Regions from separate parts of the Mus musculus genome. Here region 1 is linked to region 2. Evidence: chromatin loops called from intact Hi-C (ENCODE). Cell type or tissue: left cerebral cortex. All regions are shown on one strand. Links, peaks and the distances in the headings refer to the core of each region. The heading gives the core; the rest is flanking DNA.

Evidence for each region. A loop is a pair of places that touch in the nucleus more often than their neighbours do. Peaks named below come from ENCODE experiments on the same cell type or tissue, not always from the same donor. Only the 100,000 strongest peaks of a DNase experiment are listed, where the experiment ranks them.
Region 1: it touches region 2 in a loop (2.1-fold over the local background); 3 of 42 quality-filtered maps call a loop at or near these places.

What each region holds. Positions count from the first base shown.
Region 1 is chr4:11,511,588-11,520,424 of GRCm38, forward strand. Virma (vir like m6A methyltransferase associated) reads left to right here. Exons shown (of 24, transcript NM_001347055.1): 8 at 1,441-2,581; 9 at 7,339-7,827. Among named protein-coding and RNA genes, the nearest start is that of Virma, 30 kb to the left of the region's middle. In left cerebral cortex, for the core only: a CTCF peak has its summit at 5,333 (motif pointing left); DNase peaks (open chromatin) are centred at 3,207 and 3,956; H3K27ac peaks cover 1,705 bases.
Region 2 is chr4:11,230,908-11,238,907 of GRCm38, forward strand. Ints8 (integrator complex subunit 8) reads right to left here. Exons shown (of 27, transcript NM_001159595.1): 9 at 4,603-4,703; 10 at 3,664-3,805; 11 at 746-816. Among named protein-coding and RNA genes, the nearest start is that of Ints8, 19 kb to the right of the region's middle. In left cerebral cortex, for the core only: a CTCF peak has its summit at 4,972; no DNase peak of the experiment used is centred there.

The DNA.
Region 1 (8,837 bases), core at 510-8,509, 280 kb after region 2:
GTGTTCATTCTTACACGTCTTCATTTGAACCTCCCCATCCTCTACTCTGGTTTTCTCCATGGGTGCGGGGATATCCGAACCCAGAGTTTATGCTTGAGTGCTAGACCCTTTACCAACTGAGCCTTCTCCTCAGCCTCCCTCACTCTCTTCTTTTGAGGTAGTCTTTTATTTTGTGTGTAGAGGTATTTTGTTGCCTGCATGCATGTCTGAGTACCAAATGTGTACAGTGTCCACAAAGGATGGACATAAGTTCATAAGGTATCAGACCCTTAGAACAGGATGGTTGTGAGCCACCATGTAGGTACTGGAAATGAGACTTGGGCACTGTGGAAGAGCAGCAAGTATTGCTAACCTTTGAGCCATATCTCTAGCCCCGAGACACTGTTGATGTTCAGGCTGGCCTGGCACTCAGTGCAGTCTCCTGTCCTTTGAGTGTTGGGATTACAGGCACTGGGCACCATGCCTGGCTTGTAATGCTCTGACTTAGCTTTACCATGGTTTTTTTTTGTTTTGTTTTTTTGTTTTTTTAAATTCTTAAACATAAGCTTGAGCTGGGCATGGTGGCACACACCTTTAATCATAGCACCAGAAGGTAGAGGCAGACAAATCTCTGTGAATTCCAGGTCAGTATAGTTTACATGATGAGACTGTCTCAAATAAATAAAGAAATAGAAATAAATAAATAGAATTAAATTAAATCTTGAGCTTGCGATAGTTCATTAGGTAAAGGCTTTTTCTGCCAAACCTGATGACCTGATTTCTGTCCCCAGGACCTGCATGCAGAAGGAGCTGACTGTTCATGCTAGTTGTCCTCTGAGCTGCATACATGTGCTGTGACACATGTCCCCCAAGCCCAATAAATAGAAAAGTTTATTTTAAAAAATCTCTGAAGAGGCTCGTGAGATGGCTCACTGGTTAAGAATATGAACTGCTTCTTGAAAGGACCTAAGTTCAGTTCCCAGAATCTCCATAGGACAGCTCAGAATTGCCTGTAACTTTAGCCCATGGGCACCTGATACTTCTGGCCTCCCTGCAAACTCGTGTGCGCATATTCATACATAGACACCTGCAAAATCAAAAATAATTTAAAAAGTTAAATGTTTCAGAAGGTTAAGCTTTATATTTTCCCTTCTAAGAGAATTTGTTTTTGTTGTTTTGAATTTCTAATTCTATTTCTGTCAGGAAAAGGTGTCATCACAGAATTAATTATAACAGTAATTAATTAGTAAGCTTATCCATAATTATCCTATTACAGAGTGTAAGTATTGTCAATTCTTGTTATGGGGGGAGCAAAAGTTGAATTTTTTTTTTTTTGAGGAAATCAGTCATTCAAAGTTCAGATGCATGGTTTACCATGAACCAGGGTGTTTGTTGGTCAGTCAGCATTATACAGTCATAAGAGTGATATAGGGCTCAGATACTGTTTAAACTTATTTTCAGGGGACGATGGCTACGAGCAGATCTCTAGTGATGAAGATGGAATTGCTGACTTGGAACGTGAAACATTCAAGTATCCAAACTTCGATGTTGAGTATACTCCAGAAGACCTGGCATCTGTCCCTCCTATGACGTATGACCCGTATGACAGGGAGCTGGCACCACTCTTGTATTTCAGCTGTCCATACAAAACTACTTTTGAAATTGAAATCAGTAGAATGAAGGATCAAGGTCCAGATAAAGAGAATTCAGGGGCAGTAGAAGCCTCGGTGAAGTTAACTGAACTGCTAGACCTGTATCAGGAAGACAGGGGTGCAAAGTGGGTGACGGCTCTAGAAGAAATTCCAAGTCTAATTATAAAAGGATTAAGCTATTTGCAATTGAAAAACACAGAACAAGACTCCCTTGGCCAGTTGGTAGACTGGACAATGCAAGCTTTAAATTTACAAGTAGCCTTTCGACAGCCCATAGCCTTAAATGTCCGACAGCTCAAAGCTGGGACCAAGCTAGTGACCTCATTAGCAGAATGTGGGGCTCCAGGAGTCACAGAATTGCTACAAGCAGGAGTGATCAATGTATTGTTTGATCTCTTATTTGCTGATCATGTCTCATCTTCCCTTAAGTTAAATGCTTTTAAAGCTTTGGACAGTGTCATTAGCATGACAGAAGGAATGGAGGCTTTTTTAAGAAGCACCCAAAATGAGAAAAGTGGCTATCAAAGACTTCTGGAACTCATACTTCTGGATCAGACTGTGAGGGTTGTCACTGCTGGCTCAGCTATTCTTCAAAAATGCCATTTCTATGAAATCTTGTCAGAGATTAAAAGACTTGGTGACCACATAGCAGAGAAGACTTCAGCTGTTCCTAACCACAGTGAGCCTGACCAGGACACAGATGCTGTGCTGGAGAGAGCAAATCCCGATTATGAGAATGAAGTAGAAGCTTCTATGGACATGGATCTTTTGGAGTCCTCAATTATAAGTGAAGGTGAAATAGAAAAGCTTACTAATCTCTTAGAGGAGGTTTTTCATGTCATGGAAACTGCACCTCATACAATGACCCAACCTCCTGTCAAGTCTTTCCCCACAATAGCCCGGATTACCGGGCCTCCAGAGCGGGATGACCCGTACCCTGTCCTCTTTAGGTAAGGTATACTTGGCTTTTGGATCACAAATCATTGGAGGGAGTTTTATGTTGTGACTTTGATTTTTTTCTGTTCATATGCAGTACATAATTATGTAAGGATAGTTGATATCTCAAAATAGGTATTCAGCAGCAAACTTAGAGATACATTACTGTTTGAGTGAGCCTGCATGTGTTGGTATATAAAGCAGAGTTAGGAATATAGGTGCTAGTGAACAATAACAATGCTTGTTTGAGTTGTCTGTAAGTAAAACAAAGGTAAAGCAGCCGACCTCCTGGGATGTGGTAGAAGAGGCTGGCACAGGAAGGAGAGGCTCTCTGTAAAACCTTGGTTCCTGACCACTCCTGTCCATCATAAGTTATGATGCAATTTTGTTCCCCTGACAGTGTGTCTTTGGTGTCATCACTTGCTTCTGTCATCAGTCTTAGTTACGTGATAGTAGAATTTTGCCTTTGTTAGTATTCAGCGAAGAACTAGGATCAGGAAGCATGCGAGGTTGACATGGTTTCTCCTAGCCTGTAATAGTAGGTGATGAAGTATGGATGAGCGGGGGTGGAGGATGTGACAGCAGCTCTTCCAGCCCACCTGAGGGTGCAGGGCCTGGGGATACAGCTCAGTTGGTAGGTGTTGTCTAGCTCACAGAAGCCCTGGATTCTATCCTTAGCGTGTAGTTCCAGCACTCAGGAGGAGGAGGAGGAGGAGGAGGAGGCAGGAAGATCACGAGTATTATGTCATCCTTGGCTGTATAGTGCGTTTGAGACCAGCATGGGCTATGTGAGAACCTTTTAAAATACAAAATGAGGAAGTAAGGCAACATCAGACAGACATGTTGTGGACAAAATGGAACCTTTTATTTCATTTTTCTGGAATGGGAAAGCACGTTTATAGACTGGAAGAATGGCAGATTTAAAAACTAATAAGGAGGGAGAAATGGAGGAAGAGCTCAATTGCTGGAGCAGGGTTTGCTAGGAGAAGAGGCTCTGAGAAGTGTGCCGAGTATGGCAGGCAGTGTGTGCCTTTAAGTCAACACTTGGGAGGTACAGGCAATTGATCTCTGGGACCTAAAGGGTAGCCTGGTCTACATAGCAAGCTCTAGGTCAGCCAGGGCTATTTTGTGAGGCGCAGTCTTAAAAAAAATAGTCCAGTTTAAATATGGAGACTTTGGTTTTGGCAGGAGAGTAGAAGCCATGTGAGTATGCAATGTCGTTACTTTTGTAATAATATACCAAAGGAATTGAGACACTTGTTACTGGTGATTTCATTTTTAATAAAGTAGGGATAAAGTCATGTCCTGATGGTGGCAGAAGGTACTCAGTGTAAGAAAGTACTACTTTCAGACAGTTACTGAGGAGAAAGTAGTAGTTACCTGCTCATTAAATGCTATCCCACCCCACTCCATCTGCTGCTGAGGAGATAGATATAGCAGAGGAAATTAAGGGCTTGGATGTTGTGCTAGGGACTTGGAGCTATATTATCGGAGTTAGAAAGATACTATTTTGGAGTAGCAGATATACTTAAAGTAGTGTTCTAAAATTTTATGCTGCAAGGTTATTATGAAAGAAAAGTCACTGAAATTAGTCAGTGAATAAGCAAGTTTGAAGATTCTAGTTAGCTGGTTGTTAAATATTTTGCTTTTTATAGTGGTATGTACCAAGAAGGGAAGACAGATACTGTGCTACTCTGGAGAGTCTATGAGGGGCAATTTCTAACACTGAGACTTGATAGAAGAGAGACTATGGGAAGAACTAAGAGTATTTAGAGCTTTCTAGTCACGGCACGAATTGGAACTGTGGTTTTATTGATAGGAATTTGTAAATTAGGAGTTAGAGAATCTTAGAAAAAGATGCATTGCATTTTGGAAGGATTACTTTGAAGTAATAGAAAGATTCTAACAATATGTTTGAGGGTCCACAAAGTCAGCCCCAGTATTTTCTAGCAGGATTTATAGGACTCTGCGTGCAGAGCTAGGGCCCAGAGGCGTAAGGTACCTTAGCCAGAGTCTGGTGAAACCTGGTCACCGTCTGCAGAGCCTCAGTGATATGTGTGGAACTTGTTTGGCTCCTCTGGGGACAGGTGCGAAGTGTTAACTGCTCTTCAGAAATTTGACACTTTAGCTTCAAAAGAAAAAAAGACGTGTTTTGGTATAGATCTTTGCAAAGTGGAAAGTATATATTGAACTAGTTTGCACTCAGGAAACAAGTCACTATTGTAGTGTTCCAGAATTCTCTATTTCCAGAAAGAAAACAGATATTTACATAAATTGTTTTGGTTGCATAAATAACTTGGACATGGTGAGCCATCCTTAACTTTTGGGAATTGAGGACTCTGAAATCTTGTTCACAGGTATTGGCCAAGAGCCCACCTTGTAAGTGTGTCTTTGTAGAGATAGCCATGTGGAACTTTCTGTGTTAACTACTTTGCAGAGTCTATAAGGAAGTTAAGGATGTACTGAGGGTAATTGTGTCATCTTGAGTTACTGCTGAGTTTATAGAAAGCTGTTACTGAGGGTGTTTATTGTGAATTCCATGATATTCAAGAATAATTTCATGGATATTATGATAAGAATATTCTAGAAGCCTCAGTTTAAGCAGTGAAATAATTAACTCATTTTAGGGCCTGGAGTGATAGCTCATTACTTAATAGTACTTGTCCTCTTCTAGAGGGCCTGGGTTTGGTTTTCAGCACTCAATAGTGGCTCACAGCCATCAGCTACTCCAGTTCCAGAGGGTCCAGTGCCCTCTTCTGGCCTATGTGGGCACTGTACACACATGGTACATAGACACATGCAAGCAAAATACTCATGACATAAGGTAAAGATTAATTTTAAACATTTAAAGTGAATTTTAGTTTTTGATGAATATAAATTCTGACCTTTCATCTACCTTTTAGTAATATTTTAAACAATTTACAGAAACTGTTTAGTGACTACACGCATGAAAATGAGACTTTGAAATTTAAGAAAGTAAAATACTCTCTTGGGCTGGTGAGATGGCTCAGTGGTTAAGAGCACTGACTGCTCTTCTGAAGGTCCAGAGTTCAAATCCCAGCAACCACATGGTGGCTCACAACCATCTGTAATGAAATCTGATGCCCTCTTCTGGAGTATCTGAGGACAGCTACAGTGTACTTACATATAATAAATAAATAAATCTTAAAACAAAACAAAACTCTCTTAACCCAAAGTTAGCAAATATGCATTAAGGTAAACTTTGTTAAAGTCCTTCCCATCTCAGAATTTTTGGGAAAATTTTTTTTTCTTGAAACTCTTTAGATATCATTTCTAAAAAAACTGATTTTTAGAAGAGCATAGTTAGGCATGGTGGCATATTATAACCCCAGCATTCGTGAAGTAGAGGAAGGAGAATTGCTACATTTGAGACTAACCTTGTCTATGTAGTATCAGGCCAGCCTGGGTTTACAATCCCTGTTGTTGGGTTATTTATTTATTTATTATATGTGAGTACACTGTAGCTATCTTCAGACACAGCAGAAGAGGGTGCCAGATCTTGTTATGGATGGTTATGAGCCACCATGTGGTTGCTGGGATTTGAACTCAGGACCTTCAGAAGAGCAGTCAGTGCTCTTAACCGCTGACCCATCTCTCCAGCACTCCAGCCCCTTTACCCTGTTTTTAAAAAACAAAATAATAGGAAAAGTTGTCTTTAGGTCTATTTTATAGTAGTGGGTACTTTTTAACTGCTCTCTTACTAAAGTTATGTATACTAGGGGTAGGAGAACTTGACACAGAGTGTAATAGCACATACCACCCCTGCAGTGAACCAGTTTGGTTCCCAGCACCCACATTTATCAAGTGGCTCACAGAGGCCAGTAACTCCATCTTACAGGGGATCCGATGGCTCTGGCTACTTCAGGTCACCTCATGTACTGACACCTACGTGTATATACTTAGACACACATACATGCACATAATTAATAAAAAATAAATCTTTTAAAACTATTTTGTATACTAAGATATATAGTTCTAGGCCCGGTAGGTGGCTTAATAAATAAAGGCATTTAACACCAACCTGGCACCCTCAGTTTGATCCCCAGAATCCACACAATGGAAGTGTCTCTGATCTCTCTCTCTCCCTCCCTCCCTCCCTGCCTCTCTCTCCACCCCTCTCCCACTATTTAAAAGAGAAGTGTTTCTGAAGCCAGAGCCTTGTGACTAACTCCAGTAGACCCATCAGGTTGGACTGAGGCAGAAGGATTGCCATGAATTAGAAGTTAGCCTGGGCTATACATTGAGTTTTAGGCCAACCTGAGACGCTGACTCAACATACAAAAGAGGAGTTCTTAGATTTGGTATTGAGGGGACAAAAAAAAAAAATAAATTCAGTGTTTAGTAGTAACTACTTACATACTGCAATTTATAATTTGTAATTTTTCTCTGGTGATACTAACTCATACCATACAATAAATCTAAGTCCTTACATTCCCTGGATGTACTAATTCACACAGACTGGTACTCTATAAGTAGAGTGAGACCATAGAGAAAAAGGAGTATTTGGTAGTTGGCTCAGAAATGAGAAACAGAATTAGTCATTTCTTGAGGGTCTGTTGAATATCTAGAACTTTCATATGACACCACAGAAAAGAGTTGGTGCTCACATTGTAATGATTATTTCATTTCTGCAAAAAACTGTGTTTCTGTAATTACAACTGTTCAGGCGTTTACTTTCTACAGTCTTGTGGTTTTGAGGAAGGGACGAGTGCTTTACACCTACCTGACACGTGTCACTTGGCTTCCACAGGTATCTTCACAGCCATCACTTCCTGGAGTTGGTCACCTTGCTTCTGTCGATTCCAATAACAAGTGCCCATCAGGGTGTACTGCAAGCCACGAAGGATGTTTTAAAGTTTCTTGCACAGTCACAAAAGGGCCTTCTCTTTTTTATGTCAGAATATGAAGCGACAAACTTGTTGATCCGAGCTCTGTGCCACCTTTATGATCAAGACGAAGAGGAAGGCCTTCAGTCTGATGGGGCTGATGATGCCTTTGCCTTGTGGCTGCAGGACTCAACTCAGACTCTGCAGTGCATCACAGAGCTGTTCAGCCATTTCCAGCGGTGTACAGCCAGTGAAGAAACTGACCATTCTGATCTCCTGGGCACCCTCCACAATCTTTACTTGATTACTTTTAACCCTGTGGGAAGATCAGCTGTTGGCCATGTTTTCAGCCTTGACAAAAACCTTCAAAGTCTCATTACTCTAATGGAGTACTATTCCAAAGAAGCCCTAGGGTAATTTTCTATTTACTTTTAAAAATCTCAATTACATTAGGAATCTAGGTCACTCATAGGCTAGTTTCTTTACCAAAGAAGTGTCTTTGGCACAGGCGCATGTAATGTATGAATGTATGTATGAATGTGTATCTTAAGATCTACCTACCTATCTATATACTCACATATATCCATATATGTTTTGTCATAACTTGCTAGGTAAGAGCTAGAATAACAGGAGTCTCTGTGCTGTGTCTGGTGAGCAGTGCAGTGAACTTTCTCCAGCTTCTTTTAGTCCCTCCTGGTATTGAGAAAGGTTACAAGTACAGTATCCCTCTGTCTTGTGGAGAAGGGAATGTTAAAGCCCAGAAGTATACACTCTAAGGGTACTGCTCACACTGTCTTACTGTCTGTTCTCCCAGCTTCACGGTGCTCTGATTTTTGGATTGCTTTGGCTGAGTGGGGGGAGTTGGGGGAGATAATGATATTGAAGAGCTGCCCAGTAGGGCAGAGGATTTTAGCATGAGAGAAGAGAGACCTGCTCGCTTCCTTGCTTATGTCATGGGAAACCAGACAAGATGGGCACGTTCAGGGTCGCATGGCCGTATTATCAAGCAGAGTAGAAACATACAGGTAACCAGTTGCCTTCAGAATGGGGTGACCCCGTCATGAAAGGCGAACTACAGTGGCTTCTGCCTAGCTGTAGTGTCTTAGTGATTCTGTGGTGAAAGACAAGTGAGGGTGGCAGATGATCTCATTCGCTCGTAGATGAAGCTTTAAAGGAGGTTTTAAAGAGAGACATATGTCCTAATGTCATGGTTAATGAGATATGGTTGTGAACATTTCCTTGTTCATTTGTTCTTGTTCATTTTACTTCCCACTGTAATGTATATGAATTTGTTTTCATATCAGTTGTCTCTCCTTACTTATCAAAAATACTTTATCAAAAAGACCTTATTTCAAGGGAAAAAACTAGGCATGGGAGAAATACATCTGAGCCTGGCATGGTAGTGCATGCCTGTAATCCCAGT
Region 2 (8,000 bases), core at 1-8,000:
ATACACACACACACGTTTTGAGTACTTAACCTTAAAGCTAAATATTACTAGACAAATTTCAACTTAGTTTATTTTTCAAATGGAACTTACTAATTAGATATATAGACAGTATAAAAATATAAACACAACTAGTAAAAGATACTTTTCAAGCTGGGCATAGTAGTGTATACCTGTAATCCCAGCATTTGGGAAACAGAGGAAGGAGAACTGAAAGTTCAGGGCTAACTGGAGTTATGTGGTGAGGCCTAGTATCTAAGCAGTAAATGCTGTGGGTATAGCATATCAGCAGAGGACTTGCCAGCAAGCCCCGGATTTGATCTCCAGGATCTCATAGATACACATTTCTCAGCAAGGCATGATGGTGACACACACATTCAATCCTAGCAGTCAGGACTCTGAAGTCTCAGGATTGTGAGTTTCCGGAAAACTAGATAATCACAGCAAAATCCTATCTCAAAAAATAAAAGCTGGCTTGTGGTGTGGGGCAGGAGAGGTGCAGGGAGGGCAATATAGCTCAAGAAGGTTACAGCATTTGCTGCTAAGTTGAATTCCCAGAGCCTACATGATACAAGAACAGAATCCTTTGTCCACTTACCTCCACACAGACACCCTTGCATGTGCTCATACAGAAACAGACACGAATACACACATATACACATAACATTTTAAAAAAATGTCTAAAAAAAGAAAAAATATATTTCTCATGAAACTAAGTTCTAAGTTTAAAACAAAAAAAGGTACTCACTTTAGAAAAGCAGCCATGTTTCCTTTCAGAGAATCTGAAGCTTTTTCTACGTTTATTGATCTTGAACATACCTAGGAATTAGAATTTTCATTTGAATATGCATCTCAGTTTGAAATGTTGAGATTTCAAAATAAACACCTCATGTTTAGGGTGTGTATGTGTCTGTGTGTGTGTGTTTACTGAGTATGGATGTTCAGCCTGGATGTCTACTTGTGCACATGTCCACGCCTGATGTCTGCAGACCTGAAGGTGGCACTGGACAGATTCCCTGCAACTGGAGTTACAGATGGTTGGGCTGACATTGAGTGCTGGGAATTGACCTGATTCTCTACAAGAACAGCCAATGCTCTTAACTAGTGAGTTGTCTCTCCACTGCTCCAAATAACTGAACGTTTATGTTTCAATCACTAACCACTGATTTGATTAAGTAATTTAAAACAAAAGTCCAAGGTAAGAATTCATTAAAGAAAGAAGTGGGACCAACCATTTTCATAAATTCAGGCATATGTAGTTAAGAATAACAACTTGTGAGCCGGGCGTGGTGGCGCACGCCTTTAATCCCAGCACTTGGGAGGCAGAGGCACGCGGACTTCTGAGTTAGAGGCCAGCCTGGCCTACAAAGTGAGTTCCAGGACAGCCAGGGCTATACAGAGAAACCCTGTCTCGAAAAAACAAAAAACAAAAAAAAAAAACCAAAAAAAACAAAAAACCAACTTGGTTGCTTTAAGTTCCTATCTAGGATCTGCCTTCTATTCTACTAAGTTTCAAGAACTCTTCTAACATATAAGAAGAAAAAAATACTGCTAAGCACCCTCAAAAAAGGAGTAATCCAAATACCTATGACAGATTACTACACTGAGAAATAAAGTTATAATGCTGTTTTTGTTGTTGTTGTTGTCTTTTTCTTTTTCCTTTGAGACAGGGTCCCATATATTCCAGGCAGCCTCTAATTTGTCATGTAGCTGACAATGACCTTGAACTTCTCATTCTCCTGAAGGAATCTCAGTGCTGCCATTGCAGACTTGTGTTACCACAACCGTATTACATGTTGATGGGAAGGAGCCCAGGGCTTTTGTGCAGGCTAAATAAGCACTCTATCAAGTAAGCTACATCTTCAGTCCAGTAAGAAAAACTTTTCAGAGATCAGCAATGATGCTGGATACAAAACATATAAAGTGCATCATGCCTGTAATCAATACAGGTCCATACTAAGAAACGTGTAAAGTTAGGCGAGGTGCCACATGCCTGTGATCTCAGCACTTGCTAGACCAAGTTAAAAAGATACCAAGTTTGACACCAGGTAGGCGAAGCAATCGGCCTGTATCTCAAAAGGAAACAATTAAAATTTGACAGCTGACAAACCACTCAGCAGTAACTCTGAGGATCCCAAGGACAGATTCCAGCATGCACTTAACAAGCTCAGTGTCCCTGAAGATGCATGAAACCCAGCTCCAAGAGAGCAGAGATAGGAGGACTCCTGGGCCCTGCTTGTTTTCTGCACAGTGGAAAAACCACAAGCTCAAGGATCAGCAATGAGACCTTGATTCAAAAGATTAGGCAGAGGGTGACAGAGGGTGAGGTGAGTTAACACCCTCTTCTGGCCTCTGAGCTCATATAAAGGTGGATACACATATGTACATATGCTCACTTGAACACTGAAATAAATTTTTTAGGTCTGGTGAGATAGTTCAACAGGTAAGGGAGCTTGGAAAAGCATGATAATATTTGAGTTCCAACACCAACCTCTCTCTACATGTGTGCAATTGCATGTGTGCGCGCGCACACACACACACACACACACACACACACACACACACATATACAATAAGCAAATACACATATAAATATAATACGACGTTGTTAAGTTTTTAAAAATTAAGACCTGGGGGCTGAAGCCAAGTGTAGGGTTCATGCCTTTATCTTAGCACTTGAGAGGCAGACATAGGCAGTTATCTCTGGGTTCAGGGCCAGCCTAGCTACATAGATAGTGCTAGGACAGCCAGGGCTATGTAGTTAATTGTCTCAAAAAAACAAAAACAAACATACAAAAAAAAAAAAAACCCTTGGGGACTGGAGAGACAGTTCAGCAGTTAAGAGCACTTACTGCTCTTGCAGAAGACCGGGTTCACTTCCCAGCACCGTAACAAATGGCATACAGCTCAGCTCCTTGTAACTAATTCCAGAGGCTCTGATGGCTTCTGGCCTCTGCAGGTACCTGCACACACATGGTGCCTATAAACTCAGGCAGACACATAAACACGCACAGAAAATAAATCTTAGGCAAGCGTGGTGGTGTAAGCATTTAGTCTCATCACTTGGGAGGCAGAGACAAGTGGATCTCTGTAGATTTGAGGGCAGTCTGGTCTACACATCAGGCTTAATAAATAAAAACAATGTTTCTTTGAAGAAGAAGAAAAAAGCAGATCATTAGGGTACAGCCCTAACTGCAATAGAGCAGAGCAGTCAGTGAAACAGCAAAAAGAATGCAAGCAAAGAGCGCAGCAGAAACAAGGAGGCAAAGGAGGAAAGGCCTGCGTAAAGGGCAGAACACAACACTGGGGCTCATGCCTACTTCACCACTGGGAGGCTGGGCACAAGAACAATGAAGCTGAGGCCTGGGCTACACACACACATACACACACACAACAGGAAGAAGTTGAGAAAGGAGAGGAGGAGAGAGAGGAGGAGGAGGAGAAGGAAAGGAGAGAGGGAAGGGAAGGAAGAAGTAGAAGCAGAAAGAAGGAGAGGAAGAGGAGGGGCAGAGGAGGAGAGGGAAGAGAGGGAGGAGAAAACAGAGAAAGAGGGGGAGAAGAGGGGGAAAGGCAGCTGCTGCTACTCAATTTGTTAATTCTGTCAGCTCTTAAGCACAGAAAAGAAACACAAAGGTTCTATTACCATAGATAGGGGAAATGCCTTACCTCAAGGAGAAAATCTATTTTTTCTTTGTTTGGTCTAAGAAATAGTTGATTGAACTGGACACTAATTGTTCTGCCTTCCAGTACATCTCGTACTGTGTTGCAGACACAAATTTTAAAACAGATTTCATCTAGAGCTTCATTTCTACAAAACACAAAAGTAGAAAAATGAATGTTTTTATTATAAAACGTGAACAGTTTTGAGAATTAACATTTATGATGTTCAGTATTCTACTAAATACCATATACCAATTCAAAAAAATGTACAAAAAAGAATACAAAAAGAATTCTAAAGATTAAGCAAGTGAAAGAACTGTACTACAAATAACTTTCTCACTGCAAGATTTTTAAAAGAAACTAAGAAAAAAAACAAAACAAAACTGTAAAATGTCCCCACTGGGCTGAAGGCTGGCTCAGTGACTAAGAGCAGCACTGGCTGCTTTTCCAGAGGATGTAGGTTCGCTACCACCTCACAGCTGTCTCTAACTCCAGTTCCAGAGGACCCAACACCCTCTTCTGACCTCTGGAGACACCAGGCATGAACAGGGTATATGGATACTCAAGCAGGGAAACAACCATATACATAAAAATAAGCATTTGTTAAAGTGTCTTCACAGAGTTTTAGAGAGACAGATAACTCAGAGGTTAAGAGCACTTGAGTGCTCTTCCAGAAATCCTGAGTTTAACGCCCAACAACCAACCACAGGGTGGCTTAGAAGCACCTATAATGGGATCTGAATCCCTTTTTTGATGTGCATGAAGACAGAGCACTATTACATATAAAATAATGAATAAATAAATCTTTCAGAAAAAACTCTGTAACACTTTTTGTCCATTATATCAGCAAATCTGAAAATAATGTTAATAATTTGTAGGTAACTTGCAAGTGTAATTTCATAATCCACAAAACACTTATTCTGATATTCAAAGATCAAAACTTACCCCTGTTGAGCTTTCTGAAAAAGTTCCCTTAATACCGATTGTCGGAACTGGACTGGTAAAGTGAAAGTTAAGTTATCTTCAATGAAAATCTGCACTACTTCCTAGAACAAAGACAGGAAATTGCACTCATGTAAACAAAACAAAACAAAACAAAACAAGGTCCAACAGGCTGGCTTTCTTTCCATGGGTCAGAACGTCGCTCAGCTGGCAGAAGGCCTGATTGTCTAGCAAAACTAAGCCTGGCTTCAACGTCAGCACTGCTTAAGACTAGAAGTGGCACACGACTGCAATCTCAGAACTAGGCAGTAGAGGCAAAGTTCAGAGCCCTCCGAAGCTAAAAAAAAAAAAAAAAAAATTATAAAGCATCCTCTTTAAAAAATTCTGAAATTAGACTAAGAACAGAAATAGTTCTTCCTTTCTCAGAGTTGAAGACCATAGGCCACAAGTGAGAAGCAGAAAAGAAACTAATGAAGCCTTAGCTTCTAATCAGAAACAAAAACAAACCACAAGCACAGCAAACTTTAGCCAAGAGTACATCATATATATACCTCTAACTGCAGCATGTGGGAGGCTGAGGTCAGAAGCTGAAAAGTGAAGACCAGCCTGAACTGCACAGTGTACCTCAGTCAACTGAGCAATCAATGTTTCTATCTATTTATCAATATACAACAGCAACAACAACAAAAAACGTTCAAATAAACTGTAAAGGATTATTCATGAAACAAACTTCTAAAAACAAACAAACCAAAACAAAACAAAACAAAAAACCTTAAAATAATTAAAATTAATTTCCCAGGGAAAGCATGCTAAGAAACAACTGCAATAAATTTAAATGATCTAAAATATACTACTTAGTAAATTATAGAAAATACTACATATTACATGTGAACCCTGTCAGGTCTTTTTGAGCTATGGAGAAAGAGGAAAGGAGGGAGGATAATGTGGGAAAAGGATTTCTGCTAATATCTGTTCAGGTTAGCCACTAACTAAGAAACAAGTGGTCTCAAAGCTATAGATCCCCCACCATTTCACCTCCATACAAAATATGACAATGCAAGAATCCTCAGAAATAAGTCAGCCAGCCACTGGCCTCCTGTGAGAGATACCATTATCTGCTTCACTATTGTAGCTTGACTAACACAAAACAGAAACCTACAGGGTTCATGTAAAGAGTCCTAGCCAAATAAATACCTAAATACAATGTCTGAGAGACAAAACATTTCTACACATGCCAACTGCCATACATTGCAGTTTCAACAGAATGGCTTTTTTTCTTTAATTTTGCCATTTATGTATGTTGTTTTTGAGTTTTGTTTTTTGTTTATTTGTTGTTGCTTTTGTATGGCTGTCTATATGGATGACTGTGTGTCAGAAGAGGGCATAAGATCCTTTATAGGTGGTTGTAAGCGCCAATATAATTGCTGGGAATTGAACTCAGGACCTCTTGAAGAACAGCTAATGTTCTTAACTGCAAAGCCATCTCTTCAGTGCCTGTTTTCCCCTTCTTAGCACCTCATTATATCTAAGTTCTAGACCTGTTATTTGGAGGTTATTTACATTCACAGGAACATGAGAAAGAGGAATGTTCCAAAGGTCTTATTTGCACAGGCCTTATCCCGTGAAGGAGCTTTTGAAAGGCTTTTATTACATAGCCCTGGCTGGCCCGGAACTCACTCTGTAGACCAGGCAGGCCTTGAACTCAGAGATCCAACTGCCTCTACTTCCCAATGCTAGGATTAAAGGTACATGCTACCACATCCAGCTGACCTTATTTTTTTCAAATCAAAAAAATAAATTAAAATAAAAAATTAAGGACCTTCTTATAATCTATATCTTACTCTAATATAGTGATTCACAACCTTCCTAATACTGTGACCCTTTAATACAATTCTTAATATTGTGGTGAACCCCGACCATAAATAATTCTCATTGTTACTATATAGCTGTAATTTTGCCAACATTATGAATCATAACGTAAAAATCTGATGAACAGGATATCTGATATGTGACCCCTGTAAAAGGGTCATTCAACTCCCAAAGGTGAAAGTCACTGTTCTAATAGACTTACTAGACCCTCTATAAACCTGTATTACTAAGATGTAAAAGATGTCTAAACTGTAATTAATGCATTAGTACCTACCATTCAACTTCTGAAAAATTTAATTTCCTACTCAAAACAAAACATTAAAAAAAAAAAAAAAAAAAAGCCAGGCAGTTGCAGTGGTACACACCTTTAATCTCAGCACACTGGAGGCAGAGGCAAAGAAGCAAGGGGATTTCTGAGTTTGAGACCAGCCTAGTCTATAGAACACATTCCAGGATAGCCAAGGCTACACAGAGCAACTCTTAAACAAAACAAAAACAATAAAAAGGGCAAGAACCAAAAAAAAAAAAAAAAAAAGGAAAAAGTTTACAATCTTTGTTTTTGTGTATTTTTTGATTGGCGAGGAAATGAAATTTTAGAAGAAAATAATGAATTATTAACCTGGGATAAAAGCCCAGTTGGAGAAAACACAAAGTAAATTTCAGCATTTGGAAGGGTGAGACAGGATTACCAGTTCTAGGCCATTTTGGCATATAGGAAAACCCTGCCTCAAAAAAATTCAAAATTTAAATAAATAAAATAAGAGGCAGGAGAGATGGCTTAGCAGTTAAGAGCACTTGTTGCTCTCCATAGAAGACCCACCTTCAAGACCCAGCAACCACATGGTGGCTCACAGCCCCAGTTCCAGAGGATCCAACAGCCAAAACATTCATGAACATAAGTAAAATAAACTAAATAAATTAGAAATAAAAATATTGCTGGAGGGGTGGCTCAGTGGTTAAGAGAACTGACTGTTCTTCCAAAGGTTCCGAGTTCAATTTCCAGCAAACACATGGTGGCTCACAACCATCTGCAATGTGATCTGACACCCTTCTAGCCTGCAGGCATACATGCAATCAGAACACTACATGTAATAAACAAATCTTTTTTTAAAAAAAGAGGAAAAGATAGCTAGATTTGGTGGCATATACCTTTAATCCCAGTAGATACAGACTCTGAGTTTGAGACCAGTCTAATCTATATATTGAGTTTCAGAACGGCCAGAGGTACATAACAGAGAGACCTTAACTCAGACAAACAAGAAAAGGGGAGGACAAGTACCTAGACAGGACCTTCATTATAATCTGAGACAGGGACCAGGCTCACTGACAAAGGGGAGTTTGTAACCACGCCTTTAATCCCAGCACCCAGGAGGCAGAGGCAGGCCAATTTCTCAACCTGGTCTACAAAGTGAGTTCCAGGACAGCCAGGCTGTACAGAGAAACCCTGTCTCGAAAAAAAAACAAACAACAACAACAACAAAAAACCCAAGCTATGCTAAGATAAAAATGAGATCTCAGGTTTCCCTATAGAA